6 separate regions of the Homo sapiens genome follow, and all the other regions are linked to region 6. Evidence: chromatin contacts called from ENCODE Hi-C or POLR2A ChIA-PET data. All regions are on one chromosome and are shown on one strand. The core of a region is the stretch at or near the end of the contact, and the rest is flanking DNA. Distances in the headings are between cores, read along the strand shown.

Evidence for each region. Hi-C counts contacts between places; a loop is a spot of excess contacts on that map. ChIA-PET counts read pairs that join two places held with the same protein, here RNA polymerase II (POLR2A). Pooled maps may share reads with other maps.
Region 1: a loop to region 6 is called in a map with no recorded cell type, with 10 times the contacts of the local background. The contact joins the promoter of ESRRA here to the promoter of STX5-DT in region 6. A Hi-C loop is called at or near these places in 1 of 37 single-sample maps with no recorded cell type and 7 of 50 pooled maps. POLR2A ChIA-PET finds 5 or more read pairs at or near these places in 7 of 52 experiments (CD4-positive, alpha-beta T cell, CD4-positive, alpha-beta memory T cell, GM12878 and 4 more).
Region 2: a map with no recorded cell type shows a loop between it and region 6 (7-fold over the local background). The contact joins the promoter of STIP1 here to the promoter of STX5-DT in region 6. A Hi-C loop is called at or near these places in 1 of 37 single-sample maps with no recorded cell type and 12 of 50 pooled maps. POLR2A ChIA-PET finds 5 or more read pairs at or near these places in 7 of 52 experiments (CD4-positive, alpha-beta T cell, H1, K562 and 4 more).
Region 3: a loop to region 6 is called in a pooled map, with 4 times the contacts of the local background. The contact joins the promoter of COX8A here to the promoter of STX5-DT in region 6. A Hi-C loop is called at or near these places in 7 of 50 pooled maps. POLR2A ChIA-PET finds 5 or more read pairs at or near these places in 4 of 52 experiments (GM10248, GM12878, activated CD4-positive, alpha-beta T cell and 1 more).
Region 4: a pooled map shows a loop between it and region 6 (5-fold over the local background). The contact joins the promoter of MARK2 here to the promoter of STX5-DT in region 6. A Hi-C loop is called at or near these places in 6 of 50 pooled maps. POLR2A ChIA-PET finds 5 or more read pairs at or near these places in 5 of 52 experiments (CD4-positive, alpha-beta T cell, CD4-positive, alpha-beta memory T cell, GM10248 and 2 more).
Region 5: a pooled map shows a loop between it and region 6 (4-fold over the local background). The contact joins the promoter of GPR137 here to the promoter of STX5-DT in region 6. A Hi-C loop is called at or near these places in 6 of 50 pooled maps. POLR2A ChIA-PET finds 5 or more read pairs at or near these places in 3 of 52 experiments (CD4-positive, alpha-beta T cell, activated CD4-positive, alpha-beta T cell and naive thymus-derived CD4-positive, alpha-beta T cell).

What each region holds. Positions count from the first base shown.
Region 1 is chr11:64,303,983-64,307,772 of GRCh38, forward strand. It overlaps ESRRA (estrogen related receptor alpha), which reads left to right and starts at 1,542. Exons shown (of 7, transcript NM_004451.5): 1 at 1,542-1,754; 2 at 3,186-3,522. The coding sequence starts at 3,198. It overlaps CATSPERZ (catsper channel auxiliary subunit zeta), which reads left to right. Exons shown (of 5, transcript NM_001039496.2): 5 at 561-788. The coding sequence ends at 664. KCNK4-CATSPERZ (KCNK4-CATSPERZ readthrough (NMD candidate)) reads left to right here. Exons shown (of 11, transcript NR_133662.1): 11 at 561-787. RefSeq lists a silencer at 1,249-1,758 and an enhancer at 2,169-2,238.
Region 2 is chr11:64,184,648-64,189,462 of GRCh38, forward strand. It overlaps STIP1 (stress induced phosphoprotein 1), which reads left to right and starts at 1,524. Exons shown (of 14, transcript NM_006819.3): 1 at 1,524-1,623. The coding sequence starts at 1,615. LOC124902686 (a long non-coding RNA gene) reads right to left here and starts at 1,034. Exons shown (of 2, transcript XR_007062712.1): 1 at 1-1,034. RefSeq lists enhancers at 1-23, 647-716 and silencers at 837-976, 1,677-1,736.
Region 3 is chr11:63,972,224-63,977,029 of GRCh38, forward strand. COX8A (cytochrome c oxidase subunit 8A) reads left to right here and starts at 2,397. Exons shown (of 2, transcript NM_004074.3): 1 at 2,397-2,571; 2 at 4,002-4,320. The coding sequence starts at 2,458. The coding sequence ends at 4,097. RefSeq lists an enhancer at 2,311-2,750.
Region 4 is chr11:63,837,283-63,841,894 of GRCh38, forward strand. MARK2 (microtubule affinity regulating kinase 2) reads left to right here and starts at 1,828. Exons shown (of 19, transcript NM_001039469.3): 1 at 1,828-2,278. The coding sequence starts at 2,225. RefSeq lists enhancers at 514-1,502, 1,763-1,912 and a silencer at 1,923-2,162.
Region 5 is chr11:64,284,594-64,288,643 of GRCh38, forward strand. It overlaps GPR137 (G protein-coupled receptor 137), which reads left to right and starts at 1,255. Exons shown (of 7, transcript NM_001170880.2): 1 at 1,255-2,288; 2 at 2,372-2,421; 3 at 3,128-3,353; 4 at 3,472-3,621; 5 at 3,747-3,875; 6 at 4,010-4,050. The coding sequence starts at 1,932. It overlaps BAD (BCL2 associated agonist of cell death), which reads right to left and starts at 72. Exons shown (of 4, transcript NM_032989.3): 1 at 38-72. RefSeq lists silencers at 1-241, 592-1,331.
Region 6 is chr11:62,829,317-62,833,652 of GRCh38, forward strand. It overlaps STX5-DT (STX5 divergent transcript), which reads left to right and starts at 2,918. Exons shown (of 2, transcript NR_135084.1): 1 at 2,918-3,001; 2 at 4,247-4,336. It overlaps STX5 (syntaxin 5), which reads right to left and starts at 2,735. Exons shown (of 11, transcript NM_003164.5): 1 at 2,638-2,735; 2 at 1,703-1,946. The coding sequence starts at 1,927. It overlaps TEX54 (testis expressed 54), which reads right to left and starts at 3,525. Exons shown (of 1, transcript NM_001395459.1): 1 at 3,005-3,525. The coding sequence starts at 3,434. The coding sequence ends at 3,060. It overlaps WDR74 (WD repeat domain 74), which reads right to left. Exons shown (of 11, transcript NM_001369450.1): 10 at 4,302-4,336; 11 at 3,595-3,815. The coding sequence ends at 3,636. RefSeq lists enhancers at 2,646-2,735, 3,106-3,175, 3,196-3,245.

The DNA of each region.
Region 1 (3,790 bases), core at 292-2,791, 1.5 Mb after region 6:
AAAAGTTAAAAGCTGAGGGACTGGGCACAGGAAGACCCAGTGGGGGACATGTGGTGATGGGCAGAGGCCTGGGCTCCAGGCTGAGTGCAGCCCCTCTCCAGCTGAGGGAGGCTTTTCTGTGGCTGTTTCTCCACCTGCACAGTGGGATGACCGCCTTGGTGTGGCCTCGACTGCCTCTGGTTGGGGAGTTGTGAGGAGCCTTTGGACAGTGGATTATGTGGGTGAACTTTTGCTGCTGTGGTAGGAAAGCCCAGCGGTGATAAAGGGCCAGCTGATGGCTTAGAGTGGGTGGCTGGTCCAGAAGGTGGGCAAACTGCTCGCTACCACCGCCCTAGTTCAGGCCTGCAACCTCTTCCCTAGCCTTGACCTCATCCATCCTCCACCTTAACACTCAGCACCCTTAGAGATGCAAAGTTCCCCAGGCTAACACAGACCTGAGTGCCCTGCGCTACTGCTACCTCGAATCATCTGCGGTTCCTCGAATCACACATGCGGCGCCCCCTGGTGGGGAGACCTTTCGGTTGCTCACTGCCCTGAGCCGAGCTCTGCCCTCCTCCTAGGCTACCAGTTAGGGATCGGCAGGGACCACTTCCTGACTAAGGAGCTGCAGCGATACATCGAAGGGCTCAAGAAGCGCCGGAGCAAGAGGCTGTACGTGAATTAAAAACGCCACCTTGGGCTCGAGCAGCGACCCGAACCAGCCCCGTGCCAGCCCGGTCCCCAGACCCAAGCCTGACCCCATCCGAGTGGAATTTGAGTCCTAAAGAAATAAAAGAGTCGATGCATGGTCCGTGAGTCAGTGCAGGACAGCCCGCGTGAGGCGGACGCACGTGGCCCCGCCCTTCCCCGTGACCTTCATTCGGTCACCGCAGTGACCTTCATTCGGTCACCGCAGTGACCTTGAGCTTTCTCCGTCCGGGCCCTATCGGCCCTACCTTCCGGGACTCGCAATCCAGGACTTATTGCATGTTTTAAGTCGGCTTCACCCACCCCGAGTTCCGCAGCTCTGTGGGGCTACTGGGTCTACGGTTCGAGTGCTCAGTTGGTGTCGCTTTGGGGGAAGGGGGTAGGGGGAACGGGGCAGCACCTCCCTCCTCGCGACGGCGCGCTAGGCTCCGCCCCTCAAGCATAGGTAGCAGGTCCAGCCTCTCCGCTCGTCCCGCCCTTGCGTTTTCATCTGTAAGTGGTCTCTTGGCTCCGCGACTGCAGCCTGCACCGCCTCGCCCACTCCTCTCGCGCGCAGCAAGCCCCGCCTCCTCCGTTACGAAAGAGCGCTTCTGGCCCCACTTGCTCTCGGCTCTATTGTCCCCGCCCTCCGCGTCTCCGGCCCCGCCCCTCCCAGGGGCCGCGTACGCATGTGCGCCGCAGTGGCTCGGCGGGCTGCGGGGCGGGACCTGCACGAAGGCCCGCCCACTGGCGCTGCCGGCTCCGCCCCGACTCGTCCGGGCGCGCAGGCGCCGCCCGCCCCGCTGGTCTGATTAGCATAGGACCCCGGGCCCCGCCCCCTGCTTTGCATGCGCACGGCCGGCCCCACCCCCGCTGTCAGCTGGAGGAAGCGGAGTAGGAAGCGGCCGCGATGTCCTTTTGTGTCCTACAAGCAGCCGGCGGCGCCGCCGAGTGAGGGGACGCGGCGCGGTGGGGCGGCGCGGCCCGAGGAGGCGGCGGAGGAGGGGCCGCCCGCGGCCCCCGGCTCACTCCGGCACTCCGGGCCGCTCGGCCCCCATGCCTGCCCGACCGCGCTGCCGGAGCCCCAGGTCCGGGGGCGGAGGGGAGCGCTGCCGCGGGGGTGGGCGGGCGGGGCGCGGGGGCCATGTGCGAGCGCGGCAGGGAGGCGGGCGGGGCGGGCTGCAGGCGGGGTCCGACTCTGGGGCCAGTCCGGGCCACGGTTGGGACCCAGTCGAGGGTCGGACTGGTCAGGGTTCAGGCGGGATCCGGCGTCCGAGTCCTGGTGGGCCGGCCTGGGGCAGGATCTGGCTCTGGCTGCGGGTCCTGACTCGGGTCAGGGTTGGGCCTCCGATCCAGCCCGCTCCGGGGCAGGGTTCAATCCCGCATTTGCCGAAGTCCCTGGGGCTGGCCGGGGTGGAAGACGGGGAGGGCTCTATGTCTGGGAAGGGGCTCTGAAGACCACGTGGGGGCGCTCGAAGGGGCCTGGGGCCACCCTCCTCTCTGGGTCAAAGGTCATCGCACCGGCAGGGGAGAACTTCCTCCTCCTTGGCTCTCCCCACTTACTTCCTGATAACCTGGTAGAGGTCTCCCGCGGGCGGGGAGGGGGAGGCGTAGCAACTTTAGGCAACTTCCCAAAGGTGTGCGCAGGTTGGGGGCGGGACGCGGCGCCCCGGGAGGTGGCGGCCTCTGCGACAGCGGGAGTATAAGAGTGGACCTGCAGGCTGGTCGCGAGGAGGTGGAGCGGCGCCCGCCGTGTGCCTGGGACCGGCATGCTGGGGCAGGAGGGCAGCCGCGTGTCAGGTGTGAAAAGCTCTGGAGGTGTTTTCATGAGTCCGTGCCTGTGCGTGTGGATGTGGGGAGACCTAGTGAGAGTGTGTGTGATCATGAGCCTTGACTGAGTTCGTGGATGGGGTGTGCGCTCCAGGAGAAGTGTGTGAGCACAAGTGTGAGCAGGAGTGAGCACGGGTTTGGGAAGGCCGGTGCAAGTGTGAAAGCCCTCAGCAGAGAGCGAGCCTGCGTGGGCTTGTGGGGCTCCTGAGCACCCCGGTGAGTGGAGTGTGTGAACTCGGTGTGAGCACGTCCACTGGCCTTGGGTCTGCTCTCCAATGCAGAATACCCAGATGAGGGCAGGGTCTCAGAGGTCCCCCCAACATCTGGAGAAAACTGGGAAGTATCCTGCTCCTGGCTAGGGATTCCAGGTGGGGTTGAAGGTTGCCTGGGGGCTACGGTTACCCTGCTCCCTGGCCTGGGTGGGAGTAGGGGCTTTCTAAGCCTCCCCCAGGTTCCCAAGGGGGAGACCTGCTGTCAGTTACTGGCCCTGAAGACTCTGTTTCCATGGCAACAGCTAGGAGGGGGCAGTGTTCCTGGGCAGTCCTTCCTTGGACTCTGCCCCCCTTCTTCCCCACTTGCTGGGCTTGGAAGCCTGGCCCTAGGCCCGAGGTTGGGCAACCCGTGTGGCAGGGTGTCTCCCATCCCCCATACCAGTGCTTTCCTGCGAACCTATGGGTCTCTCCGTGCAGGTGACCAGCGCCATGTCCAGCCAGGTGGTGGGCATTGAGCCTCTCTACATCAAGGCAGAGCCGGCCAGCCCTGACAGTCCAAAGGGTTCCTCGGAGACAGAGACCGAGCCTCCTGTGGCCCTGGCCCCTGGTCCAGCTCCCACTCGCTGCCTCCCAGGCCACAAGGAAGAGGAGGATGGGGAGGGGGCTGGGCCTGGCGAGCAGGGCGGTGGGAAGCTGGTGCTCAGCTCCCTGCCCAAGCGCCTCTGCCTGGTCTGTGGGGACGTGGCCTCCGGCTACCACTATGGTGTGGCATCCTGTGAGGCCTGCAAAGCCTTCTTCAAGAGGACCATCCAGGGTGAGCCCCCAGCCCACTCCCCTGTCCTTTGCCCTGCACCCTCTGGGTACACTGCTGGGTGCAATAGGCCCCCTGATGGCTGTGGCACCGCTTGAGGCTAACAATCTGGTGTTTCCAGTCCCTCTACCTCCCAGAGACACTCTTTCCCTGAGAAGTATGGTAAAAGCACCGGGTGTGCTGATGCATTGCAGTGGATGTGAGTGAGTTCAGGGTACCACCTGGGTACTCTAGGCCCAGCACCTTCTACAGTGGCTCTGAAAGAGTCCAA
Region 2 (4,815 bases), core at 274-2,773, 1.4 Mb after region 6:
AGCTGTGATGGCGCCACTGCACTCCAGCCTGGGAGACAGTGAGATTCGACTCCGTCTCAAAAAAAAAAAAAAAAAAAAAAAAAAAAAAGCAGGCGGTTAGATTGCACAGGCCCTGAACCCCATCCTAAAGCCTCCAGCACTTTCAAGTGAGGGATTACCAGGTTTGCGGATCTGCTGCAACTTGGCTGCAGTGTCCAAAATGGGTGGGGCAGGTGGAATTAAAGATGAGGCTGTGGAGACAAGCTACTGGCAGAGAGGACACACTTTAAACCCTGGGAAGATATCATTACCCAGAGAGGGGGAAGGATGAGGACACTGCAGAGCCCAACATCATCGCCAGACCCGAGTCATGCGGCTCCTTTGTTCCAGGAACCAAGGCTGACCCTAGAAGCAATAGCAGCATTTTCACTCCGCAGGTGCATCTCTTCCACGCTTTGGGGTGCCTGCCCTGCCTCCGACTTCTGGGGCTGGGATTTAAGGCCCTACCAGGGCACAGCTCGCCAGCTCACAGGCGGTCAACTACTGATTCAGTTCTTCGTCTCCTTCACTCCTTTACATCGGACTCACGAGGGCTGAGGGGCAGCTCCCTTTCGTTAAGTGCTTCCCGCGTGCTCAACACCGCACGAATTCCCCTCGGCCCTACAGGACCAAACGACCGGCGCGCTGAGAAAGGGTGTGCGGTTCCACTGAGGACGCCCAAGCGGGACAGCCGGGCCCGCCGCGGTGAGATCCCCGGCCTGTCCAGCCCAAGCCCAAGCGCCCTCGCGGTCACGTGGCATTTCCGGAACATTCAGAACCTAACAGCCAGGAGGCAGGAGGGCCGGGCCGAGGCCGGAGCGCTGGACAACGCGGGTAGCTGGCGCTCGAGGGACAGGCAGCTCCCACCGGCTAGGACCCCCATCCCGATGCGCGGGCGAAGGGCTGGGGCCCTGTGCCGCTGGCGATCCCGGGGACCGCCTGGAACTCGCGGCACTCGGGAGCGAGAGGGAAAGCAACCCAGAGGCCCCGCAGCCGCCGGCGACACAGCTACAGACCCCGACTGCAGCCGGTACTCCCATATATCAGGGGCGGGGCGAAACCCGGCCTTTTGAAGGGCAGCGATTTAAACCAATCAGCGCAAAGAGTTGGCAACCCTCCGCCCAATTGGAATCGCTCTCATTCTGAAGGCGGTTCCGACATGGAGTCCGGCAGCCCAATGGGAGAGGTGGAAATTTCCAGAACGATCAGAACCAATGGGCGCGGCCAGCGCGGCTACGATTGGCAGTGCAAAAGACCAATCCGTGTCGCAGAAGTTCGCTCCTCCCTCCATTCGTGGAGCCTGAGATGGGTGGGTTTATAGAGGAGCGCCCAATCCTGAGGTGCGGGGGAGGCAGGGTTGAGGGAATTACTCCCCGCTGTCCAATGAGAAGGAAGTGGAGATGATGGGCTGGACCTCAAGCCAATAGTAGAGCAGCACAGACATTCCCCCTAGAAGAACTCGACCAGTGAGCAGGCGAGGAAGGGGCGGGAGCCGGGGTCCCGGTAGCTTCTAGTAGGTTCCAGAAGGCGGCGCGTGCGGTTGGGAACGCGGAGCGGACGGATTCGATTCAACGGGGTTCCGGACCGCGCTGCGCTATGGAGCAGGTGAAGGGGGAGGGGCGGGCTGAGGCCCCGAGCCTGCTCGGGGACCGGCGGTGGCCAGGCCGCGGTAGGGGGGCGGGGCGGGCGCCGGATCCAGGAGACCGGAGCTCGGCGCTGGGGCCGGACGGGGCGGCGGCGGGGAGGTGAGGGCCGCGGGCGGCGGGCGGGAGCGGGATCTTTAGCGAGGCCGGCCGCGGGGAGCGCCCATCGCCCCCTGGTTGGGCGAGGAGGGCCCGGCGGAGGCCACAGCTTGGGTGAGTCCGGCCGGCGGCGGGAAGAGGGGTCGCGACCGGGCCCTGAAGGCGTCCCGAGGGGGCGGCTGCGGGCCATGTTGGGGAGGGTGCGGGCCGCAGGGGGCGGGGTGGAGGTGGGCCGGGGGCCGGGGTCCGCACCCGCGAGGTAGCCCTCCGGGAGATCTCAGACGGCCGACGGAGAAACCGCTCGGGACTTAGCCACGAGGAACTTGGACGGATCCAGGGAGCGGGGACGGGGATACACTGGGAGTAGCCGAGGATCTTAGCAGCCTGGGATGCAGTTGGGGCAAATGTTACTCTTCTACATCTGAGAAGGTCAGGGTGGGAGAGCGTTGAGCGGGGGTCTGAGGAGCGACAGACCGACTCTACCTGATGCGGGAAAGGGAAGGGTGCCGCAAAAGTCCTTGGGACGAATTCCATCTCTGACAGTGTTTTACAAATGTATTGCGGCCCCTCCCCCTCTTTTTGTATGCTTGTGTGTGTGATTGTCGAGTGACCGAGGACCAACACTTCCGAAAGGTGGGTCTGAAAGATGGGTTTCTGACGACCCGGGGGTGGTTGTAGACAATTTACAGAGATCAACCGCTGGAAGTTATGGGCCTCTACTGAGCATTTGAGGGGCCGAGTTTGAAGCGGTTGCTGCTTCCTTTCAGTGACTTGGTTATGTCCTCAGTAGCTTGCGGTTATGAAAGGCCTAGAGGTTTTGTTCGATTTGAAGCTGTCATTGAGCTGTAATGATTCATCGGAAGAAAAAGGACAAAACAACCTCCAAGAAACCTCTACCAACCTCCGAGAAATCATCCTCCCGCTCGGGAGTACTACTGTCTTCGCTCCGGGCCCATAACACTTGGGGGTGACAATTCTGAAACTATACCTGGTATCTGGTTCTTACTTCAGGGCCATAAAACTAAGATCGCCCACACTCTCCCCTTAAATAAGACATCTCGATGGACTAGTGACTACCATCCTTTTTTTGGTGTGAGCTACAGAGCTGAGCCTTTGGTCTCTTGTAGCAGTTGCTGCTTTAGGCAAAGCTCGAGCTTCCTTGCTGTATTAAAAAGAGTGGAAATGAAGTTAGTAAACTTTTTTGTGCCCATATAATATTTCAGTTGTATCTAGGGTTAAATGGGCTGTAGTATAGGTGAGGAAAAGATTTCTGGAATAAGACGTTGCTCTTTTACCTTTAAGAAAGGATCTGGGGCCGGGCACCGTGGCTCAGCCTGTAATCCCAGCACTTTGGGAGGCCGAGGCAGGCGGATCACGAGGTCAGGAGATCGAGACCATCCTGGCTAGCACAGTGAAACCCCGTCTCTACTAAAAATACAGAAGAAAAATTAGCCGGGCGTGGTGGCGGGAGCCTGTAGTCCCAGCTACTCGGGAGGCTGAGGCAGGAGAATGACGTGAACCCTGGGGGCAGCTTGCAGTGAGCCGAGATTGCGCCACTGCACTCCAGCCTGGGCCATAGAGCGAGACTCCGTCTCCCTCCAGCCTGGGCCACAGAGCGAGACTCCGTCTCAAAAAAAAAAAAAAAAAAAAGGATCTCGGCTGGGCGCAGTGGCTCACGCTTATAATCCTAGCACTTTGGGAGGCCAAGGTGGGCGAATCACCTGAGGTCAGGAGTTCTACACCAGCCTGGCCAACATGGTGAAACCCCCTCTCTACTAAAAGTACAAAAATTAGCGGGTCATGGCGCAGGCCTGTAATCCCAGCTATTGGAGAGGCTGAGATAGGAGAATTGCTTCAACCCGGGAGGCGTAGGTTGCAGTGAGCTGTGATCACGCCACTGCACTCTAGCCTGGGTGACAGAGTGAGACTCCATCTCAAAAAAAAAAAAAAAAGAAAAGAAACGATTTCTGTTACCAAATTTATTTTGTATTTTTTTTAGAGACAGGGTCTGGTTCTGTGGCCCAGGCTGAAGTGCCCTGGTGGGATCATAGCTCACTGCAGCCTCAAGTTCCTGGCCTCAAGCGATCCTCCTGCCTCACTCTCCTGAGTAGCTGGGCACACCACCACAACTGGCTAATTTTAACATTTTTTGTAGAGACGGGGCTCTTGCTGTTTCCCAGGCTGGTCTCGAATTTCTAGGCTCAAGCAATCCTCTAGCCTTGGCCTCCCACTTCATTAGCACTAGGATTACAGGCGTGAGTCACCTTGCCTGGTCTTAAAATGTTTGTTTTTAAATTACCACTACTGGTGATAGAAGTGTATGTACAGGTAGGTAGATGGTGAATGAATATTTGACTTAGGACAGCAAACTGGCATGGCAGCTGTACAGATGACCTGGCATTTAATCCCAGGTGTGTTTGAGCCCACCATCTGGAAGCCATTCCTGAAAACAAACACGATTTCTCTACCTTTTGTTTTCATTTTCAACTGTGAGGTTTGTATTTCAGTTTAGAAAATACTCAAGTTGGGCCGGGTGCAGTGGCTCACACTTGTAATCCCAGCACTTTGGGAGGCCGAGGTGGGCGGATCATGAGGTCAGGAGTTTGAGACCAACCTGTCCAGCATGGTGAAACCCCGTCTCTAGTAAAAATACAAAAGAAAAAAGAAAAACTGGGCCGGGCGTGCTGGCTCACGCCTGTAATCCCAACACTTTGGGAGGTTGAGGCGGGTGGATCACGAGGTCAGGAGCTCAAGACCAGCCTGGCCAATATGGTGAAACCCTGTCTCTATTAAAAATACAAAAATTAGCTGGATGTGGTGGCACGCGCCTGTAGTCCCGGCTACTTGGGAGGCTGAGGCAGGAGAATCGCTTGAACCCGGGAGGCGGACCTTGAAGTGAGCCGAGATTGCGCCACTGCACTCCAGACTGGGTAACAGCGAGACTCCGTCTCAAAAAAAAAAAATAAATAAATAAGCGGACATTGTGGTGCGCGCCTGTGGTCCCAGCTACGTGGGAGGCTGAGGCAGGACAATTGCTTGAACCTGGCTGGTCGAG
Region 3 (4,806 bases), core at 1,147-3,646, 1.1 Mb after region 6:
GCCAACATGGCGAAACCCTGTCGCTATTAAAAATGCAAAAATTAGCCGGGTGTGGTGGCATACACCTGTAATCCCAGCTGCTTGGGAGGCTGAGGCAGGAGAATCGCTTGAGCCAGGGAGGTGGAGGTTGCAGTGAGCTGATATTGCACCACTGCACTCCAGCCTGGGTGATGCATGTCTCAAAAACAAAACCCAAAGTGCAGAGGCAAGGCCAGGTGCCCTGACAAATGCCTGTAATCCCAGCACTTTGGGAGGCTGATCTGGGTGGATCGCTTCAGCTCACGAGTTTGAGACTAGCCTGACTAACATAGCAAGACCCCCCTCCAGCTCTACAAACACTACAAAAATTAGGCTGGGCGCTGTGGCTCATGCCTGTAATCCCAGCACCTTGGGAGGCCAAGGTGGGTGGATCGCCTGAAGTCAGGAGTTCGAGACCAGCCTGGCCAACATGGTGAAACCTTGTCTCTACTAAAAATACAAAAAATAGCCGGGCATGGTGGCAGATGCCTGTAATCCCAGCTACTCAGGAGGCTGAGGCAGGAGAATTGCTTGAACCCGGGAGGCGGAGGTTGCAGAGAGCCAAGATAGTGCCACTGCACTCCAGCCTGGGCAACAGCGCAAGACTCTATTTCAAAAAAAAAAAAAAAAAAAAAAAGCCAGGCATGGTGGTGGGCACCTGTAATCCCAGCTACTTGGGAGGCTGAGGTGGGAGGTTGGCTTGAGTCTGGGAGGTGGAGGTTGCAAGGCTGCAGTGAGCCGAGATCACACCACACTCCACTCCAGCCTGGGCTTAGAGCTAGACCTTGTCTCAACATCAATAACAAAATGCAGAGTGCATTTTGAATGCAACAAAAGGCTTGTTGGTGGAAATCAGAGAGCAGGGTCGAAGGTGTGGAATATTGAAGAGTTTTGAGAGTTGAGGCTGGACAGTGACATCCGGGAATTGGGATTTTGACTAGGAAGCAATGGGGAGCCACTGAAAGTATATGACTTGGTCAGATTTAGGTTTAAAAAACCAAGAAGGAAGGGATGGGGGAGGGAGAGAGAGTGATAGGGTAGGAAGGAAGGGAAGTTGGCTGCTCCAGCATGGTAACTGGAATTGAAGAGTGTAATAGTAATTGAGGGAGGTTTGGTTACTAGGTCAGTGTCAGGAATTCTCAACAAAAACGACGGAGGCCTGGTGGAGAGGAGGGGACTCTCAATAGAGAGATTTTTTTTTTTTTTTTTTTTTGAGACGGAGTCTTGCTGTGTCGCCCAGGCTGGAGTGCAGTGGCGTGATCTCAGCTCACTGCAACCTCTGCCTACCGGGTTCAAGCAGTTCTCCTGCCTCAGCCTCCCTAGTAGCTGAGATTACAGGCATCTACCACCATGCCTGGCTATTTTTTGTATTCTTAGTCGAGATGGAGTCTCACCATGTTGGCCAGGCTGCTTTCGAACTTTTTTTATTGTTGTTTTTTATTTTTGAGATGGAGTTTCGCTCTTGTGGCCCAGTCTGGACTGCAATGGCTCAATCTCGGCTCACTGCAACTTCCGTCTCCTGGGTTCAGCAATTCTCCTGACTCAGCCTCCCGAGTAGCTGGAATTACAGGCGCCCACCACCATGCCCAGCTAATTTTTGTATTTTTAGTAGAGACGGGGTTTCACCATGTTGGCCAGTCTGGTCTCGAACTGTTGACCTCAGGTGATCCACCCGCCTCGGCCTCCCAAAATGTTGGGATTACAAGCGTGAGCCACTGCGCCCGGCCAATTTTTGTATTTTTCGTAGAGATGGGGTTTCACCATGCTGGCAAGACTGGTCTCAAACTCCTGACCTCAGATGATCTACCGGCCCCGGCCTCCCAAAGTGTTGGGATTACATGCGTGAGCCACTGCGCCCGGCCAATTTTTGTATTTTTCGTAGAGATGGGGTTTCACCATGCTGGCAAGACTGGTGTCAAACTCCTGACCTCAGATGATCTACCCGCCCCGGCCTCCCAAAGTGCTGGGATTAGAGGCGTGAGCCAACGCGCCCAGCCCGTACTTTTTTTTTTTTAGTACAGACGGCCTCCCAAAAGTTCTGAGATTACGGGCGTGAGCCACCACGCCCAGCCTGAATAGAGAGAGATTTAACAGTATGAATGAAGGGAGGAGTCAAGAACAGTTTAGGCTTCTCGCGTACATGATTGGGTGGCCCCAGATGTCATTCACAAGTATAAGCCTTGGAGGCGGAACATAACTCGAAGAAGAGCCCTTTTGTGCTCCGCCCATAGCGTAGGAAGGTGTCAATTGGCTGTTTCGAGGAACGCGCCAAAAACTGCCAAGGGCTGTGGGAGGTGTGTTCTTGCGTCATTTCCGAGAGACTTCCGCGCCGCAGTTTCCCTGCTTCCCCAGCTCCAGAACTTCCGGCCAGCGCAGCCATTTTGGCTTCCTGACCTTGGGCTACGGCTGACCGTTTTTTGTGGTGTACTCCGTGCCATCATGTCCGTCCTGACGCCGCTGCTGCTGCGGGGCTTGACAGGCTCGGCCCGGCGGCTCCCAGTGCCGCGCGCCAAGATCCATTCGTTGCCGCCGGAGGGGAAGCTTGGGATCATGGTGAGGAACGGGCCTGGAAGAGCGCGGGAGGCGCCGTGGGCTGACCCCTTCTGCCTAGCTGACCTCAGGTGGTCCTGAGAATGCCTCGCGCCCCGCAGCGTAGCGGGGAGCAGCAGTGCCGGTTTGGGCATGTCTGGAGGGCGCGAACGACGGGGACAGTGCCCGGGCGACAGTCGGGGCTGTCGGCGTTAGGTCTTTCCCCACAGCCCCAGGATCTCGGGTCTGGTCCTGTCAGGCCCTCCCTCTCCTGTCGCCTCCTCGCTGCGCCGCCTCCTGCCGACTTCTTTAGCCGCTCTGAGCCCATTTTCTCGTTGGTTCACTGGGGGATGCCTGACGCTGTCAGCGACGAAAATGGTTGTTACTGCTATTTATTTTATTTTATTTTATTTTACTTATTTATTTTGAGACGGGTTCTCGCTCTGTCGCCAGGCTGGAGTGCAGTGGCGCGATCTCGGCTCACTGCAGCCTCCGACTCCCGGGTTCAAGCGATTCTCCTGCCTCAGCCTCCCGAATAGCTGGGACTACAGGCGCGTGCCACCATGCCCAACTAAATTTTGTATTTTTAGTAGAGACGGGGTTTCACCATGTTGGCCAGGATGGTCTCGATCTCTTGACCTCGTGATCCGCCTGCCTCAACCTCCCAAAGTGCTGGGATTACAGGCGTGAGCCACTGCGCCCGGCCTGGGAGGGGGTTTTCAGGCAAGGAAGGATAGGTATCGTTTTGGAGTTACTGGCCCATGCAAGGATCCTGGGTCTTAACATACAGGCTTTGCTTTTTTTGTTTGTTGTTTGTTTTTTTGAGACGGAGTCTTGCTCTGTCACCCAGGCTGGAGTGCAGTGGTGCGATCTCGGCTTACTGCAACCTCCGCCTCCCAGGTTTAAGCCAAGCCATTCTCCTGCCTCAGTCTCCCGAGTAGCTGGGATCACAGGCGCCCGCCACCACTCCCGGCTAATTTTTTGTATTTTTAGTAGAGACGGGGTTTCACCATGTTGGTCAGGCTGGTCTCTAACTCCTGACCTTGTGATCCGCCCGCCTTGGCCTCCCAAATTGCTGGGATTACAGGTGTGAGCCACCATGCCCGGCCCAGACCAGCTTTAAAACAGGTTTCAATAAATCCTGCTTCCTGTCCCTTCCTTTACCATCTGGTGGTGCATTTCTCCCTGAACCCTAACCCCAGCTGTCTCTCCTTCCTCTCACTCTTCCCCCTCCTTATAACTGACCCTTTACCTCAAGGGTTAGCGTAGCTTTGGACCTGCTCTGTCTGCTCCGTGGAGCGTGGATTCCTTTAACGTGAGGATGCGGGGCCTCCCACTTGCCTCTGAGTCCTGGCTCCCTGAGCGGGGCTTTCTGCTGCCTGGGAACTGCAAGGACTTAGAGAGCCTAGGGGAATACTGACTCCGAGGTGCCTTCTTTCTTGTGCTCTGTGTAGGAATTGGCCGTTGGGCTTACCTCCTGCTTCGTGACCTTCCTCCTGCCAGCGGGCTGGATCCTGTCACACCTGGAGACCTACAGGAGGCCAGAGTGAAGGGGTCCGTTCTGTCCCTCACACTGTGACCTGACCAGCCCCACCGGCCCATCCTGGTCATGTTACTGCATTTGTGGCCGGCCTCCCCTGGATCATGTCATTCAATTCCAGTCACCTCTTCTGCAATCATGACCTCTTGATGTCTCCATGGTGACCTCCTTGGGGGTCACTGACCCTGCTTGGTGGGGTCCCCCTTGTAACAATAAAATCTATTTAAACTTTACTTCAGAAATTCATTGTGCCTTCCCTCCTGCCTGGGCTCATGCCTCCACTGGCACTGGGTGGAGGTGTGGAGAAGAGCGCCCGGCTGGCTGCCCTGTGGTAGGTTTTGTGTGCCTCAGCTGGACTCCTCGTGTGCTTCTGTACCTTTAAATGGTGCCTGGCTTCCTGGGAAGACAAAGCCTGTTGTCATTGTGCAGCTTTTCTGGCTCATCCCCTCCAGCTCCCTTGTTTGTGCAAAGCCCAATGGGCGTGTATGTGTCTGTGTGTGTGTGTGTGTGTGTGTGTGTGTGTGTGTGTGTGTGTCCCACTGGGGCTGGATCTTCAGCTAGAAGCCTTTCCTCTAAGGGGCCAGCCTTCTCTGGTCTTCCTTTTTGGTGGACTTCATTTCTTAGGTGCTGGTGCCCTTCCTAATTGGGGGTAGGGACTTTGCAGAATCTTGGCTTTTTTTTTTTTTTTTTTTTTTTTTTGAGACTGACTCCTGCTCTGT
Region 4 (4,612 bases), core at 578-3,077, 1.0 Mb after region 6:
GGGAGAGACTGCTGGAACACCAACCACCAACTGCTTCCTCTCTCTTTTCCCTGCTTTCCAGACCCTGGCATTAGAGGTGATACCAGGCACAGGAATCAGCAACGTGTCTCCCTTTGGCCACCAGAGGGCAGATGATTCTCAAGGATCGAATTTGGGTTGGGGAGTGAGGTGTTCTCTGTCCTCCTCTTCTCTCTTTCCCTCACCTTCATGGGTGTGCCTTCACCTTCTTCCTCAACGGTTGGGTGCCTGAATAGAGCTGGTATGGGGCATGGGGAGCAGTGCTGAAGTCCCAGGATTTACTAAGAGTGTAGTGATACCTGTTGCCTTAGGAAGTACTTTCATACCCTGGTAATTACATCTGCTCAGATGCCTATTTCTCTGATTGATGGGATGAAGGCTGGCTCAAGATGCTGTAGCTGGGAGTTGGAGGTCAAGTAGCAGGGGTCCAATCAGCAGTTTTCCCAATAACTCCTGGAGCCTCTCTGCTCCTGTACCTTTGGGAACCTGTTGCCTGAGTCTGGTTTCTGACTCCTGCGGGGCCTCTGCCTCCTGCCCACCTTAAGCCACTGATGGGAGGGTGTGGTTCCAACGTGTTCCAGGTACTATGGGTGAGGACAGCTTGGCGCTGGGGAAATCAGCCCAGGATACTCCCTGTCCTTGGTAACGCAGTGTAAGGGGAAGTGAGGAATGGACTGCAGTTGCCATACAGACTTCCTGTTAGTCAAGGGCTCTCCAAAGCTGAGAAGGACCTCCGAGTTCATGAATCCAATGGCTTCACTTTACTGATGGGGAAAATGAGGCCCAGAGGAGGAAAGAAAAGAAACTTTAAATGCCTTATCTTGCAGAGGCATTTTAAAAGGTAACTGGAATTCAGAAATGTCATTTTGAATGTCAACGCAGGAGCAAAGGCAAAGGAAAGAGGAGCCTAAACTCAGTGATGTTATGTGATTTTTCCAAGATCACGCAGCATTGGCACTTGGCAGAGCTGGGGCTGAAATGCAGGGCCCTGGACGCTCCCGCATCCGGTGCAGAGGACGCTGCCCTGGGCCTGCCTGGGGCCTTGCCGAGCCCTGCGGACTAGATGCGGGAATGCACGGATGAATCCACAGAAGCCAAGATAGACGGTGGCAGACAGGCAATAGACTGATGCTGCATTTGACAGGTATATTGATAGGCTAGATGATAAAAAGAAGATGAATTTTATGAGCTGACCGACAGATGGACAGAAATGCAGACAGGAAGCTGCTATAGAACCAGAGGATGCCAATCACAGGGACGGCTAACAATCTTGTTTTGTATTTAGTCAAATCACAAGCACAGACAGGTGACCCACGCTTCCTGTTCAAGGTTTGAAAATGCCCGAAAACTGACGGAAAGACACGAAGCGAATCAGACTCCGAGAGCCACCCGGGGAAACGACCGGGTGCTCGGAGGGCCTCGGGTGTTGCCGGAAATGGCCGACGACCGCCCTCGGCAGGGCTGTGGGAGGGGGCGTGGCCGGCTCAGCACGCGGAGCAGCTTCGGGTATTTCCGGAAACTGCCGAAAGCCCCCTTGAAGTGGGCGGGGAAAGGCCGGTGGGCGTGGCTGGATGGCCGTGGACGGGGGCGGGGGGTAGGCACCCGGGGTCGCTTCGTGGATTTCCGTAAACAGAGCCGAAGCTTCGTCTTCGGAATCGAGGAGGAGAGCGCGTCCCCGGGGTTTACCTTCTTCGGCTGTTTCCGGAATTCACCCGTAGTCTGTGGCCGGGAGGAGAAGGCGCGCCCCACCTCCCGTTTCTAGCCGCTTCGGATGTTTCCGGCTGCTGCCGGCGAAAAGAGCCGAGGGCCGGCGGTGGTGGCGGCCATGTTGGGAGCAGCAGGTCCGGCGGCGGCTGCCTGTGTGCCGGGCGCGGAGCAGTGCCGCTGAGGGCAGGGGAGGAGCGAGGCAGGCGGCCGGCTGCGGCGGCAGAGAGTAGGCGGAGCGGCGCGGCCCGGCCGAAAGGCGGCACAGCCCAGCCGGGGGTCGGGGGGGTGCGGTCCGGAGCCGCTCGGAGCCGGCGCGGCCTAGCCCGAGCGGCGCATCCCCGGGCTGGCGTGAGCGGCTGCCCGGCCTCCCCGCACCCCCGGCCGGGGCCCATGCGGCGGGTGCTCCTGCTGTGAGAAGCCCCGCCCGGCCGGGCTCCGCGCCTTCCCTTCCCTCCCTTCCTCCAAGCTTCTCGGTTCCCTCCCCCGAGATACCGGCGCCATGTCCAGCGCTCGGACCCCCCTACCCACGCTGAACGAGAGGGACACGGAGCAGGTAAGGAGCCCCGAGGGCTCCCCGAATTCTCTGGCTGGGCCCTTTGCACCTTGCGGAGCCTCCTCCCTCTTCTGCTCTCCTCGTGCCCCTGCTGCCATCCTGCAAGCCTCGGCTGCCCTGTCATCCGGCTCCTGGCTCCGGCTCCGCACATCCCGCTTCCGAGTCCTGACCTGGGACCCACCTCGTCCTGACTCCAAGCTGCACACTTGTCTTTCTGCCAACCCCCGTCTCCCCTCACCGCCCTCCTGCGCTCTTCCGTGTCACCTCCCCAGCTTCCCTTTCTCTTCCCTTTTTCTCTCAGGGGCCTTTCTGGTCTTCCTCCACCCACGCTTAAAGCAGCCACCCTCCCGCTCCTCGAATAGCAGCACCCCGCGATTTGCCACAGATCGTTGTCCACCTCTCCCTTCGTCTCTCCTGCCTCGCTTCCCCTCCGCCCGCACCGGTTCTGCCAGTCTCTGGGTTATCACCCTCAGGGTCCTTGCCCTGGACTGCGCTCTCGATCCCTGGCCCCTTGCAGTTCCCCCAGCTTTTTCTACCCTGCTTCTTCGTTTTCCAAATTGTGCTCTCCCTCTTGCTTGCAACCCACCAGCTCCACCCTCATCACCTTTCCAAATCCTTCGCCTACTCTTTGCTCATCACTTTCCCTTCTTTGCTCCAGGAGCTCCCTGGATCCTGGCGCTGGCATTTGTCGCTTCCGTGTTTCCCCACAGCTGTCATGCGCATAGTTTTCCCACAGGTTGCGTTTGGGGTTCCAATCATCACTCCCTTCAGAGTCTTTGGATCCCTCTTGTTCTCTTCCCCTCGGGTTTGGCTTTTAGGTCCCTGGGCCTCTTGTTTCTCTCTGTGAGTGTTCTACCAGCCTTCTACTGGGCTCTTTCTCCCAACCCAAAGACACTTGGCCCCACCGTATTAACACAACCTGTTGCTCAGTCCTTTCCCAGACCTCGCTGCATCACAGTTTTTGCCTTTCTGTCTTCGTACGCTGGAACACAAACCATGATGACTTTCTGTGTCTTCACTCCCGTGCCTGGCACTTAGAGTATTTTCTTTCTTGCTTGTTGCCTTCCTGTTTCTCCACCCTCACCCCATCTTCCTTACTGTGCCTTTTAATCAGCGTTGCCTTTCATCTCCGCATTAGTCTCCTGCCTTCTTCATGTCCTGTGTATCCCCACACCGTGCTTGGATCCATTCTGTTCCTATTGGCTAAGTCTCTGTAATGCCCAGGAAGTCCAGGTGTTTTGCATGCTAGTTTCTTGAGCTACACCTCAGCCTCACGACTCTACACGGTCCCCCTCATCCTGGCAGTCACTGCTATGTTTTTCACCCAAGTCTTAGCCTTTCTGTGTCATCTCACTTTTGATCCCAGAGACGTCCACTTTCCACACCTCCCCTTTCTTTCACCATCTCTAGCGTCCTTTGCTGACTGCTCTGTGCAGAGTCCCCTGCCTGTCATACCTTTCTTGGTGGAGAACTTTACTAGGCCAAAAAAACTTGACTTGAAAAAGAAGTGCTTCTGCCCCGGGGCTGCTGTGCTTTTTGCCTTCTTTCCCCTCCTTCCATCCTTTATGTTTCCCTCTTACTCCCTTCTTTCTTTGTAGCCCGGTAGAGCAGTTGTTGTATTCTCTTGCATGTGAACATTCTTCTTTGAAAAATCTTACCTCCTTTCTTTTACTGTGTTTTTCTATTTTGTTACCCCCTGGCCCTCTGTCACCTGGGCAGTTAGGAACTAAAGAGAAGTTCTAGGCAGAGTTTTTCTCTGCAGGGTTGACCCTTTTATTACTTGTGGATTATTTGCTTCTGGGGGTGAAATAGGGGTTGAGAGGGAGGGATGGTTGATTTCCATTTCATCACTGGGTTTGGCAGCTGGTTCTGCATGGGACAGGGGTCTTTGGAGACAGAGGAGCATGTTCTGTGTCTCGCAGTCTTTCTCTCCCTTGCCTACCGGCTGTTTCTCTCTCCTTACTGGGAATTGCTTTCTCTGGGCCCTCTTGAGGTTGCTTATTCCACCCATTTTCCTCTCACAACCTTTGTTTTAGCAGGTAAACCCTGCTTAACCAGAGAACTTTCCCAGACTGTTGATCGTGAGCTGGTAGGAGGAGGCCAAGTGACTGACTGGCACCCTCAGGCATTTGGGGAGTGGCGATGGAGTGCCTACTCTCAGTGAGGCTGGTGGGGGGCATTGTGTTCAGCAGAGCAGAGTAACAGACTGCCTCAGTGTGGTTTCTTTGTGCTGCTTACTACATGTAAATGTATTATTGCCATGGTATTTTTCCTGTGATGTGTGTGTTGATTTCCTTTCTTCCTTACATGCCTAGCATACTGCTGAGCATATAG
Region 5 (4,050 bases), core at 5-2,504, 1.5 Mb after region 6:
CCCCGCCCCGCCCGTGGTGACGGCGCACAGGTCTCACCCCAAGCCCGATCTCGAGGCCCCTGACCCGGGCCTGCCGCCTCCCTCCAGCACCCCGGGCTCCGGGCCCTAGTTGCTTGGGCAACGGGAACTGTCAGCGACCTGGCCCAATCACCTCTCGGAACGTCACTCGGGTAGGTCCAGAGGCGGGGTCAACCCGGCCCGGCCCCGCCCCCCCGCCGGATCCAAGGCTCCTCGTCCGCATCCTTTTTCCTCCCTCCTTCGGCCCCGGGGCTCACATCCTCGCTGCCTCACACCTTGGGCGTGTGTGGGAGCAGGAGAGGGATTCTCTGGGGTCCCCATTTGGAACCTGGAGACCCACTTCTGCCAACAAGTCCTTCAGCCCCTCTGGGCCTTAGTTTCCCCCCAGTGAAGTGGGGATAGTGACAGCTCCCCCGGGAGCCAGTGAAAACTTTGTGAAGGGAGTGATTACTGCGGGCGAAGGCGCTTGGCACAGCCACAACTGAAGCTCAGCCGTCGGATGTGATTATTGTTGCTATTGTTACCGCTCCGCCTGGACTGGGTGCCCGGTCGGAAAGTCCCGCTCCCCGCTCCTCCTCCCAGGCGCGGAAGCTTCGCGCCGCCCGCCTCGGGGGACACCTCCCGCGCCATCTCGGGGGCACTGGAGATAAGGAAAGGAACCTCCTCCCTGGCTGGGATGGCTGCCCGGGCGCGGGAGGAGGGCCGGGGACCCGGTGAGGGAGGACCGTAGGGCCCGTGGGGGCTTCACGCCTGGCAGGCGGCCGGCCAGGTGAGCAGGGCCGCGGGCGCGCCGGGGCGAGGGGCGGGCCCGCGCGGGGGATTCGGGGCTCCGCGGGTTCAGGCCCGGGGGCGGGGCCCGGGGGCCATCTTGGCTATGGGCGGAAGTTTTCTTCAGAGACCGAGGGACGGGAATCCGTTGCCGCCCCCGGCCGGGCGGCACGACCCCGATTTGGGTATAGGAGAGAGGAGCGTGGGAACTGGCGGACCCCCATACAAGTAAAGGCGGGCGGCACGGGGCACGGCCCACCCGGGGACCCCCTGGATGCGGCACGGCCCCCGCAACTCGGCCGCCCTCCTGCCGCCTCCCGTAACCCCGGGCGCCCGCCAGCGGCGCAGCTCGCGCCAATTCTCGTACGGTTTCACGCCGGGTGCGGCGCTGGACTGCGGAGCCAGCCGGGCCGCTGCGCAATTTGCGTAGCGAACGGCGCCCGCGCAGGCGCGGAGGGGGAGGGGGGCGGAGCAGCGGGAGCCGGGGAGCCGGAGCCCCGGGTCCCCACGACCTGAGCCGGCTCTCCCATCAGCGGCCTGAGGACCTGGCGTCCGCCTCCTCCCTCCCCTTGAGGCTGGAGCGTGGACGCGGTGGGGGAGGGTGGGGCGGGGGCAGCTTTCGAGAATTACGAGGACAGGAGGCAGAGGCCCTCCCCATCCGCATTATTGGAGGAGAGAGAGCCTCCCCCAGCTTGGGGAGGGGGAGAGCGGGGCATTGGGCGCCCCTCGCAGCGGCCGCTGCCCTGACCCGACGGGTATCAGCCGGCTCTCCCCCTCCACCCAGGACGACATGAACGACCGAGGCCAGGGAGTCCTCTCCTTGGGCCTCTGCATCCCCCCATCCTTGGCTCTGGGGTAGGCCCAGGGAGGAGACACCCCCAACCCCTATCCGGTCTGTCCTGGAGAAAAGAGACTGCCCTTCCATGCCCCTGAGTGAGGGGCCTGGGGCCCAGGCTGCCTGTGTTCCCCAAGGGCAAGGGTCTCTCTGTTGAGGAGGAGGGGCCTGTCAGCCACAACTTCTTTCCTCCTGAGCGCCCCATCTCCCTCTCTGCACCCTGCAATTCCCACCCCTCCGTATTTATTTCCCTGGTCCCGCCGACAGTCCCTCCTTGTCTGTCTCCGGGATTCAGGCCTCCCTCCCTGACATGGAGAGTAACCTGTCTGGCCTGGTGCCTGCTGCCGGGCTGGTGCCTGCGCTGCCACCTGCTGTGACCCTGGGGCTGACAGCTGCCTACACCACCCTGTATGCCCTGCTCTTCTTCTCCGTCTATGCCCAGCTCTGGCTGGTGCTTCTGTATGGGCACAAGCGTCTCAGCTATCAGACGGTGTTCCTGGCCCTCTGTCTGCTCTGGGCCGCCTTGCGTACCACCCTCTTCTCCTTCTACTTCCGAGATACTCCCCGCGCCAACCGCCTGGGGCCCTTGCCCTTCTGGCTTCTCTACTGCTGCCCCGTCTGCCTGCAGTTCTTCACCTTGACGCTTATGAACCTCTACTTTGCCCAGGTAACCAACTGTGGTCCCGGGTGGGGGGCGGGAGGTGGCAAGCCTCAAGGACCCACAGGAGTGAAGGGCATCTCTGCTCCTAGGTGGTGTTCAAGGCCAAGGTGAAGCGTCGGCCGGAGATGAGCCGAGGCTTGTAAGTACTCGGGACACTGGTGGGCTCAGCCTCCAGGTCAGGGGCAGGTGACAGTCCCATGTAGATCCCTTCCCACCTCTCAGGGCTGAGACAAAGGCAACCCAGGGAATGTCTGTGGAAGATCTTGGAAAAGTTAAAGCACCTGGCGCAGATGGCTCAGCAGAGGCCTTGCAGATCTGCAAGGCACAGGAATAGGAATGCTTGTGGTAGTGTGAGGGAGAGGGCCCCAGTGTCATCCACCATGGAGGGCGAGCTGGAGGCTCCAGCCCATGGAAGCACCAAAGCCATATGCACTCCTGGGTGACCTGGGGCCGCAATGCCCTCGTCATTTGTACAGTGTCTTACGGTTTATAAAGAGCTTTCCCAGCCATCTTTTATTTGTACAATTTCCCTGAGAGGCTACTATCCTCCCTTGAGAGATGAAGAAACTGAGGCCCAGCCAGGTAAGACAGCAGGATCAAGGTCGCAGAGCTGGGGCTCAGACAGAGACTTCTGACTCCAGTTGGTGCACCTTCCGAAGTACCATGGCTGTCAGTCACCTTCTGACCTTTTTGGGCCTCAGTTTCTCCATCTGTAAGAGTGGAGGAACAGGGCTCAGACTGGATGCCCTGAGTTTTGTCGACATTGGGGTTTCCTGCAGGAGGTGGGGCAGGTGGTGAGTGCTGAGGGCTGTTGAGGGCCCGCGCTGACTGTGCTGTGGCTGCAGGCTCGCTGTCCGAGGGGCCTTTGTGGGGGCCTCGCTGCTCTTTCTGCTGGTGAACGTGCTGTGTGCTGTGCTCTCCCATCGGCGCCGGGCACAGCCCTGGGCCCTGCTGCTTGTCCGCGTCCTGGTGAGCGACTCCCTGTTCGTCATCTGCGCGCTGTCTCTTGCTGCCTGCCTCTGCCTCGTCGCCAGGCGGGCGCCCTCCACTAGCATCTACCTGGAGGCCAAGGTAGGGCTGCAGCACTGATGCCCAGGTGTCTTTTGGGTCTCTCGGCAGCGGTTCTCAGGGTGTAGAGGAAGCTGGGAGCCTTCTCTCCCTGAGGGTCCTCTGTTGTTACCTGTGCCAGGGGACCAGTGTGTGCCAGGCGGCCGCGATGGGTGGCGCCATGGTCCTGCTCTATGCCAGCCGGGCCTGCTACAACCTGACAGCACTGGCCTTGGCCCCCCAGAGCCGGCTGGACACCTTCGATTACGACTGGTACAATGTGTCTGACCAGGTGGGCATACGCATGTCTGCCACCTCCTTAGTAGCCGTGGCACCTTGGCCCCAGCTGGCCTGGGCCCTGTCCCACTACCCCTTTGGCGTGACTGCAGACTGGCACCAGCCCCTGCCTTCCCACAGGCGGACCTGGTGAATGACCTGGGGAACAAAGGCTACCTGGTATTTGGCCTCATCCTCTTCGTGTGGGAGCTACTGCCCACCACCCTGCTGGTGGGCTTCTTCCGGGTGCACCGGCCCCCACAGGACCTGGTAAGGGTCTGCTCCCTCTTCTGTGGGGCCAGTGGAGGGGGCGGATGTTGCAAATCCTGGGTTGGAGTCTGGGGTTGGGCCTGGGAGGCCAGTGCAGGACAGGAGTAAGTATCGATGATGGCTTCCTCCCCCAGAGCACCAGCCACATCCTCAATGGGCAGGTCTTTGCCTCTCG
Region 6 (4,336 bases), core at 1,668-4,167:
GGGAGGCTGAGGCAGGAGAATCACTGGAACCCGGGAGGCGGAGGTTGCAGTGAGCTAAGATCGTGCCACTGCACTACAGCCTGGGCAACAAGAGCGAAATTCCCATCTCAAAAATAAATAAATAAATAAATAAATAAATAGCACTCCCAAATTTTTTTTAAGAGGAGCTGAGTGCAGTGGCTGACACCTGTAATCCCAGCACTTTGAGAAGATAAAGCAGACGGATCACTTGAGCCCAGAAGTTCGAGACCAGCCTGGGCAACATGGTAAAACCCCATCTCTACTAACAAAACAGAAATTAGCCAGATGTGGTGGCACATGCCTATAATCCCAGCTACTGAGGAGCCTGAGGCAGGAGGGTTGCTTGAGCCCAGGAGGTCAGATGTTGCAGTGAGATGAGATAGAACCATTGTACTCCAGCCTTGGTGACAGAGTGAGACCATGTTTCCAAAAAAGGAGAGAGAGAGGCCAGGTGTGGTGACTCATACCTGTAATCCCAGCACTTTGGGAGGCTGAGGAGGGCAGATCACCTCAGGTCAGGAGTTCAAAGCCAGCCTGACATGGTGAAACCCCATCTCTACTAAAAAAAAATACAAAAATTAGCCGGGCGTGGTGACGGGCACCTGTAATCCCAGCTACTCGAGAGGCTAAGGCAGGAGAATCGCTTGAACCCAGGAAGAGGAGGTTGCAGTGAGCCGAGATTGCACCATTGCACCCCAGTCTGGGCGACAAGGCAAAATTCCTTCTCAAAAAAAAAAAAAAAAAAAAAAGAGAGAGAGGAAGAGACTGGGCCTCGCTCAGCCTTCTAAGTAGCTGGGACTACAGGCACATGCCACCACGTCCAGCTTTTTTTTTTTTTTTTCCTGTAGAAACAGGGTCTTGCTTTGTTGCTCCTGCTGGTCTCTAACTCCTGGCCTCAAGTCATCCTCTGGCCTAGGCCTCCCAAAGTGCTGGAATTACAGGTATGAGCCACCACATCCAACCCTAAGTGATTTTGATACAAATTACTGATCTAGGGCCAGGTGTGGTGTCCAGACCAACCTGGGCAACATAGTGAGACACTGCCTGTACGAAAAAATTTTAAAATTAGCTGAGTGGTGCATCCATGTAGTCCCAGCTGCTCAGGAGGCTGAGGAAAGAGGATCCCTTGAGTCTAGGAGTTCAAGACTGCAAGTGAGCTATCATCACACCACTACACTCCAGCCTGTTGACAGAGTTGAAAAACAGATCTCAAAACAAAACAAAAACAACAAATTACTTATCTAGAAAATGTCCTTAATCTTACAGAGATAAAAACTAATATGTAACTAGATTAACTAATTTTCTCATGGTTACAGAGCAAACTTATGGTAGAAGTATATTGGAAAATTCAAGGTGCATGTTTCTCAGCTAAAGGCTCTTCCTAGAACTTGTTCCTTATTCACACCAATTATATTGCAGCCAAGTACTCTCTGAAGTACTCCCTCCAGAATAGCAATCCTGCCCTCCAAAGGATTCCTCACAAAAAAAAGTCTAAGTCCTTGCCCCTAGTTAGCCAGCCGACCTCTTCTCTGTTGCTTATAGCAGACCCTACAGGCCCCATCCAAGCCTATCAGTTCCATCAGGTACCCCCCAAAATTACTTCGGTTAACAGTGGTGGAGCACAGTCCTTCCTAGATTTGAGTAAGGCTCACTCCTCGCCTTTTCCACTCCAGGTCCTTACCTGACGGGTCTGCAGCGACTTGCAGGCAGACAGAAACTCCTGGGTCCGATCCCGGCAGGACATGGTGTCGGGAGGGGGAGGGACGAGGGTCACTGGGGGGGGCAGAGGGGCGATGTCGCTGCTGCTACTGCCAGCAGTTGCAGGGGACAGGACCTGTGTCTTTGAGAGACCCAGGTAGACACCCTGATCCGTGTTCTTAGACCCGTAGCGTTTCCGCGGGATCATTGAGACGCATAACCTCGGACTGTTGTGGAGGGGAGAGTGTCATTCCCCAGGCAACTTCTTTACCCAAACTCCCCCGCCCCACCCCAATCAACAAATCCCCGAGCCCCTTCTGCACTTCTCGTGGACTTTCGCGCCCAGGACGCTCGCAAATCCTGGGGCGGACCAGCAGCGGAAAGGGCCCCGCTTTTCCCCTGTCCCAAGTCGAACCCGCTTCAGACTCTTCTTCCAACTTGGCTCTGGCGGCCAGAGCGCGGGCCGGGGACCCTGAAGCAGAGACAGGGCCAGAGCCAACCCCGTGGTCCTGAGACTCCGGCCCGGCCCGTGTAACTGCCCCGGGCCCTAACCCAGCCCTTTCGTTTCCGCGGTTTCCTTCGGCCCCTCCGGGAGGGCCAGTGACGGACCTCCAAAGACTGACACACTTCGGTGGGCGGAGGGGGAAAACCTCTGGGTGTTTATTTGAAACAGGAAGTCCCACCCCCCGCCCAAGGTCCGCCTTCTGGAAGACTTCAACCACTCATTAGCTAAGGCCGACGTCTCTCTCAACAGAGGCTTTCCTGATTGGACGGCAAGGAATTCGCTCACCCGGAGCCGGGCCGGCAGGACTTGCCCGCTCGCCCCTGATTCCCTTCCCCCCGCCAGTCGTCGCCCCCGTAAAACCACTGCCCCAGAGCTGACACGGCGGCCAGATCCCCTCTTAAAGCGAATCTTACCTCCCCTCTGCCGCCTGCCGCCGCCGCCACTTCCAATCTCACCGGCCGTCACTGCCTCCTCCCCGAGCACTGAAGCCGCCGAAACCCGACCAAAGACTGGAAGCGGCCACGTCACCTACACGTAACCCCACCCCCAGTGACGAGGGGGCGGTCCCACGCGTTTCAAGCCCAGCGACCCGAAAGACACGCCCCACACCCAAACGCAAGAGCGATCCCGCCCTCCCATTGGCTAAGGCGCCACCGTGACCCCGCCCCAGAGTACTACAGCAGGCGCTCAGGGGGCTGGGCCCGCCTCCGGGAAGGAGCCTTAAAGAACCAGCTGCCCGGTGGTGTCCGCGCCCAGTCCCCCAGAGTGGTCGTGCAGGTATACGTTAGAAATTTTATTCTCTGGAGGTTGGGGCGGACTGAGAGCAGGTCTGGGGTCATCCCTTCTCCGGCTCCTCCTGGTTGCCTTCTCGGATCGGACTCTCCTGCTTCCGAATCTGGTCTGGTTGCCTCTTGCTTGGCCGCGAGGAGCCCCGACGACCGAACGTGGATAGTCGCCGCCACAGCACGGTAATCAGAAGGCTTTCGTTCGACTTGTGATTCGGATGGTCCGGGGAGTTCAAGTCGATATCTTCGGCGCCTGAGGGGACGACGAGGCCTCTGAGCTCACCCCTACCCTCGGGAAGCCCCCTCTCACACTCCCTGGGCCCTCTTTGTGTGTCTGTGGTCTCATCTTCCCTGCCGTCCTCAGACTCTTCCTCCTTGGACTGCTCATCAGACATCTCAAAGTCCTTGTCTTGGCAGCAGCCCATGGCCCCGCGTGGCCCTGGACTCCGTGCCACCCACGCCAGCCTGCCTGCCTCCAGGCCCGGCTTTTGTGACATCAGATATCCCGTCGCCCCAGCTCAGGCAGCCCCCACCCCAAGCTACCCCTCATTCCTTTCTCCCATCACAAAAGGCTCAGGGTCATGGTGGGTGTTCAGCAGTTTATTTACAAAGTGGGCACAGGGGCGTCAGGGGCTGGTGGACCCAGGCCGCTTCTTCTTTCTCCGTCTCGTTTGGAGAGCTCCTTGGGGCTGCTCCAAACCCGAGAGCTTCCGCTTGGCAGCTGCCTCCAAGGATGCCCAAAGTTCATCTGTCTCTGTGTCTTCTAGGGGCACCTTGTTGGGTTCTTGAGGCTCTTGGGGCTCATCCTGGTGAGTGGGAAGAAAGCTTAGGAGTCAGGGGGGCCGGGCACGGTGGCTCCCACCTGTAATCTCAGCACTTTGGGAGACCAAGGCAGGAGGATTGCTTGAGCCCAGGACTTAGCGACCAGACTGGGCAACATAAGGAGACCCCATCTCCACAAAAAGAAGTTTAAAAAAAAAAAAAAAAAAAAAAAAAAAGAAAAGTAGTCAGGGGCACAGGGACAAACCCACAGGGAAGGAGACCCTGGCTGAGAAAGAATCCCTCTGGGTACCACCACCTTTATTCCCTGCTCCTAGAAAGCAACCCCATCCATGCTGTTGGCAATAACCCTCTCAGGATTTTAACTGTTAATGCCTCTCAGAGAAATTAAGTGACCAGGCAGGTAAACAGATAGTCCCAAGTCTGCATTCCAGCTGCCTCCTTTTCCTCTCCATAGGGAGGTCCTCACATCTATGCCCTTGGCTCCCACATTCCCGGGCCCAACTGCTCACCTCCCAGTTGTCCCTGCCTGACAAGAGGAGGCAGT